Regions from separate parts of the Homo sapiens genome. Here region 1 is linked to region 2. Evidence: chromatin contacts called from ENCODE Hi-C data. All regions are on one chromosome and are shown on one strand. The core of a region is the stretch at or near the end of the contact, and the rest is flanking DNA. Distances in the headings are between cores, read along the strand shown.

The links. Hi-C counts contacts between places; a loop is a spot of excess contacts on that map.
Region 1: a loop to region 2 is called in a map of PC-9, with 5 times the contacts of the local background. The contact joins two enhancer-like sites. A Hi-C loop is called at or near these places in 4 of 168 maps with a recorded cell type or tissue (IMR-90, PC-3, PC-9 and 1 more).

The regions. Positions count from the first base shown.
Region 1 is chr4:71,646,937-71,649,877 of GRCh38, forward strand. All of the region lies in intron 3 of LOC105377271 (a long non-coding RNA gene), which reads left to right. Among named protein-coding and RNA genes, the nearest start is that of GC, 140 kb to the right of the region's middle. Within about 2 kb of position 1,660, at least 3 of the 41 ENCODE cell types and tissues checked have a DNase peak (open chromatin) inside an H3K27ac peak, as active enhancers do; they include PC-3 and PC-9, where a contact is called at or near this core.
Region 2 is chr4:71,607,101-71,609,882 of GRCh38, forward strand. No RefSeq gene overlaps it. Among named protein-coding and RNA genes, the nearest start is that of GC, 180 kb to the right of the region's middle. Within about 2 kb of position 1,356, at least 2 of the 41 ENCODE cell types and tissues checked have a DNase peak (open chromatin) inside an H3K27ac peak, as active enhancers do; they include PC-3 and PC-9, where a contact is called at or near this core.

The sequences.
Region 1 (2,941 bases), core at 410-2,909, 40 kb after region 2:
TCCTTTATGACTGGGAATTCAGTTTTTCAGATTTCTCTGGGTTCCCCTTGTCCAAAAGGGGATCCGTTCAGTCAGTTGGGGGCTTAGCATTTTATTTGTAGTTTACATAGTTTATATATGAATATTTATATATAATAAATGTTATTTATAATAGATGTTATTTATAATATATAAATATTTTTATATAACAAATAAAAACATAATATATATTATATATAACATGTATAATATAGTTCCACCACTTTGGACTTTTCCTAAAACCTCAAGAGAAAACTTCATTATTTGTTAGATCATGGTTTTTCTGAATCACATACATTCTAAACCTGCAATTGAAATCATTACTGGATATTTTCTAATTTAGTTCATTGTTTTGAATCTAACTATCAAGTAAGAAAATTAATTTTCAAGTATCTTCACAATTTTGTCTGTTATAAAGGTGTAAGTCATTTATCACAATTTCTCAGTTGTCTGTGCTGGTCTGAAAAAAAAGGCTAGATTATTGATCCAATCATAATTTAAACCAACATTTCCAAAGCCTTTCTAAGTTGTTGTTTTGGTCAAGTTGTTATTATATAAAATAGCTGGTTTAGTTTTGTTATTGGAAAGGGGTCCCAATCCAGGCCCCAAGAGAGGGTTCTTGGATCTCATGCAAGAAAGAATTCAGGGCAAGTCCTTAAAGTGAAAGTGAGTTTACTAGGAAAGTAAAGGAATAAAAGAATGGCTCTCCGTAGAACAGCCCCAAGAGCTGCTGGTTGTCCATTTTTATAGTTATTTCTTGATTATATGCTAAACAAGGGGTGGATTATTCATGCCTCCCCTTTTTAGACCATATAGGGTAACTTCCTGATGTTGCCATGGCATTTGTAAACTGTCATGGTGCTGGTGGGAGTGTAGCTGTGAGGATAACGAGAGGTCACTCTCTTCACCATCTTGGTTTTGGTGAGTTGTAGCCAGCTTCTTTACTACAACCTGTTTTATCAGCAAGGTCTTTATGATCTGTATCTTGTGCCAACCTCTTGTATCATCCTGTGACTAAGAATGCATTAACCTGCTGGAAACCCAGCCCAGTAGGTCTCAGCCTTATTTTACCCGCCCCTATAAGATGGAGTTACTCTGGTTCCAACTTCTGACAGTTTTACTCCCCGCCCCCATCAATCAGCCTTACCTGGATGAACAAGGAAGAATTCAGAAAAACAAAATAAAGGATTTATGTAGTTCACAAAACAAAATAAAATCTGGCCATTTCCTAAATGTCTTAGAAATAGATAAGGTATACCTGGTTTTCCAGTCATACAAATTCTGAGATCATTCCATTTAAGTTCTTCACAGTCAGACGCACCAACTTTCCAACTCTCCAGGAGCTGATTACGAGTTTAAGGATTATGCAGGCTGGCAAGCTGGTCTGTGGCCAAATCTCCTGGAGAAACACTAGGTAAATAATTTTAGGTTTTTAGCCATATGACTCCTTGTTGAACTAAAGTGTTTAAAAAACCTCTAAGAGAATGATGCAGTATACAATAAAGGGATATAGCGTTTCTCAAAACTTATATTTCTACATAATTCAACCACCCTCTTTTTCTGAAAGCCTCACTGTACCAGTGTTCCAGAGGAGTGCTGAAGTTGGTTCCTACCAGCTCATGAAGGCCAACTGTGTTGCATCATTTCCCAGCTTCCCAGTGATGCCATGTCAGTGACTTGAAATTGGCCACAGTGGGAGTATTTAAAGTACGGAAACCAGCGAACTCTAGAAACCAGAAAAACTGGTTATTACATAATTACTACTGTGGTGTTCATAGAATTCACTTTGCTTGTCTTATTCATTGCTATATCACCCACATTCAGCGAAAGTACCTGTTACATATAAAATAGGCATTTCATAAATACTTGATGAATGAATAAAGTCCGGACTAAATCACTCAGTGTTTTTACTTTTCTTGAAGATCTTCTGGGATTTATATTTTACCATTACCCCTAAAAGGTCAATAAGTCCTCTCATACTAAATCTACCTCCTTTTCCTTTTGCTTAAATTTAAGGATATCTTTAAACTTCTCAGTCATTAGGAAGCTGGAAAAAAGGAACATCTTTTTGTTAAAAATTATTTGTTACAAGAAATCTGCATGCGAACTTGGGAGAGATACAGTCTTCTGTTGACTGTGGCATTCAATCAATCCCTCAGGTGGAAAGAATGTGTTACAGCTGGTTTGTTTTAGCAGCATGGCAACCAGGTGGTAACATATTGTGAGCTTAATATGGGGCAATTAATAAGTTTGAATGGCCAATTATGAATTCATCTTGCATCATTCTGGAGCTGCCTCAATTGATATTCATTCAGTGCTTACTGGAAACAGAATAGGAGATATTTATATTTTGGTACTTGGATTAGAGTTATGCAATTCTTCTCTCAGTTTACCTTCTTTTCCTGGAAAGTTTTTCTTGCTAAGAATGGTGTCTGACAATGATTAAAATATCACTTGACTTTTTGCCAAGGCAGTAACTGGAAGTCTGACAGCTGTGTAGTTAAACTTCTTGGTTCCTGCTAATATGATATTACAAATTTCCATAAAAAACTTTGAACACCTAAAATAGATGATATTCTGGGAATTGTTACCTATGGGCCAATTAATGACACTCAAATCTTTTGAGAAGGGATTCCAGTAGTATCATATAAAACAGAGGTTCTTAAACTTTGGAAAGTATCTAAATCACCTGTGGCATTAGTTTGAACTTCAGTGTGAAGGATTTCTACTAGATATTTCTGACATCGATAATTTCTCTCCACTTGATTGCTGTTAAGTACTTAACTTGCATATCTAAAAGAAGGGAAATATATTAATTATATTTTAATTCCTTCACTCCTCTAATCCTCATTTTCTATCAATTAGTCCTATAAATTTCATTCATTAATGTCTTTCAAAACTATCACTCTCCATTCCACTCACA
Region 2 (2,782 bases), core at 106-2,605:
CCTCCCATGTTCTGTTTTTGTCCTATCAGAGTGCCCTTTTTTCAATACTCCCTGTGATTGGCTACTTTTAGGATCCTGCTGATTGATGCGTTTTACAGAGTGCTGATTGGTCCATTTTACAGAGCACTGATTGGTGCATTTTACAGAGTGCTGATTGGTGCATCTTACAATACTCTTCCTAGCTACAGAGTGCTGATTGGTGCGTTTTTACAACACGCTGATTGGTACATTTTACAACACGCTGATTGGTGCATTTTATGATCCCCTTGCTAGCTACAGAGTGCTGATTGCTGTGTTTTACAATCCTCTTGTAATACAGAAAAGTTCTCCAAGTCCCCATTCGATGCATGAAGTCCACTGGCTTCACCTCTCACCATTGCTGATCCTATTTCTTTCCTCATGGGGACATCCTCGTCACTCCATTCAGGTTTTACATCCTCATTCCTGGCTACTGCCACATCACGGCACCCATGCAGGCACTCTCTTTACTCCCATTAGGCTCTTACACCCCACATTTGGCCACTATCCCAGAAAGAAACCCTCCTCACCACAACTGGTCTTGACACTCTACACTGGATCACCCCCCATACCCAGACATCCTCCTTACCTGACCTGGACACCCAGTTCTTTTTATCATGCCATCCCTCCTACACAGACACCCTCCTCATGCTGCTTGGGCTTTGACTCCCTGTGTTGGGCTCACCCCTTCAGGGGTGTCTTCCTTACCCTGCTTGGCTTTGAGATCCTGCACCTGGGCTATGCCTCTATAGATGTGCTCAGGTTCCAACACCTGCTGCCAGGCTGCCTGCTCACATGGATGTTTTCCTTATCCTACTGAAGCACTGTCAGGCCACCTTGGGCTGCCTCCTTTGGTGGACGCTCTCATTACCCTTAGCTTGCTCTCAATTCTCACTCTTGACCACTGTGGCTCTCCCAGGCTGAGATGGACACATGCTCAACTACACCTGGTTGGCTAGGACTGAAGTGTCCAGGAAAGGAAGTGAAGAAAAGAGGAAGAGAGCTGTTGGTTTATTTTAAATGAGGAACTCCTAACTTTTGTCTTTTATCATCTGTGTGTTTCAATAAGTCTGACACTTTTGTTTCTCTTTGGCAGAATTGTATATACCTAGCATTTTAAGTCATAGAAAGCTACCTGGATTTTTTTTTTTAGACCAAATCCACCATTGGTTTTCCCTTGTCCAGATTAGATTTAATGCAAGCCTTTCCCAATTTGGTCCAAACCTAATTTTGTTGCCTCTTTTCTGTGTACTTTCTGCCAAGTAACTTAGGAATTCAGCTCCTGTGAACTCTTTGCCTTAAACAAATATGTCATGCCCTTTCCCACATTTATGCATACCTTTTTCTTCCTGGAATGCCCTCATACCATTTTTCTGTTTGGAAACCTCTGACTCATTATTTAAAATTCAGATCAAGTGTCACTTCTCAGTGAAACCTTTTTCAACTCCCTCAGGGTGAGTAAGTTCTTTCTGTCTCTTAAGAGAGTGTTCAGAGCACTTGCTATTTAACTTCTATCATCGACCGTGTAAAATTAGGCAAATTGCTTACCTTTCCTGAGTTTCAGTTTCCTCAACTGTTAAGTGGAGATAATAATAGATAATAATCAATAAAGTTGTCCTTAAGGTGAATTGCAAATAATCAACATGCTAATAATTGCTATTTTTATGTTTATCTGATTATGTTAAAATTGTGTGTTCTAGGCTGATGTGGTGGCTTATGCTTGTAACCCTAGCACTTGGAAGGCTGAGGCTGGCAGATTGCTTGAGACCAGGTGTTGGAGACCAGCCTGGGTAACATACTGAGACCTCATTTCTAAAAAAAAAAAAAAAAATTGCTGGGCACACAGTGGCTCACGCCTGCAATCACAGCACTTTGGGAGGCCAAGGTGGGTACATCACCTGAGGTCAGGAGTTCGAGACCAGGCTGGTCAGCATGGTGAAACCCTGTCTCTACTAAAAATACAAAAATTAGTCAGGCCTGGTCGTGGGTGCCTGTGATCCCAGTTACTTGGGAGGCTAAGGCAAGAGAATCTCTTGAACCCGGGAGGCGGAGTTTGCAGTGAGCTGAGATCATGCCACTGCACGCCAGCCTGGGAGACAGAGTGAGACTGTCTCAAAAAAAAAAAACAAAAAAAAACCCTTTTCTTAGATATGGTTCCAGAAGTTAATTCAAAATCCACAATATGTGATGAACATTTTCTGAAGGAAATTATTCATTCTGTAAATATTTTTAAGCGCATACCATGTACCAGGCATATGTTATGCAATAATGTGACCAAAATAGAGATGCTCTTTGATTTCATGGAATTCACAGTCTAGTGAGAAATAATGAATTTAGCAAAGAATTATTCAAGTGAATAAATAAATATATGCAAACTGTGATAAATCTTAAGAAGGATAATAATTACAAGATCAGTGTGGTATCATAGAAAGAAATTTGGATTTTGTTCCTGGCACAGAGTTTCCAAAACTCTTGGAGTTTCGTGATTGATAACAATCATAGAAGCACCTTTTTTTCCAATGAAGCAACTCTCTTGCTGGGCCCCTAATATAGTTTCAGGATAGAGACTGGGGGCCAGAAAGACCAAACTTTGTCTAGAAGCTTGGAAATTTCAGCCCCACTCCCCAACCTTCAGGGAGTGCAGAAAGGTTGGACTCTGTCCTAATCAACAATGGCTGATGATTTAATCAATTATGTGTATGTAATAAAACCTCCTTAAATAAAACATAAACAATGGGGTTTGGAGAGCTTCCAGGCTGGTGAA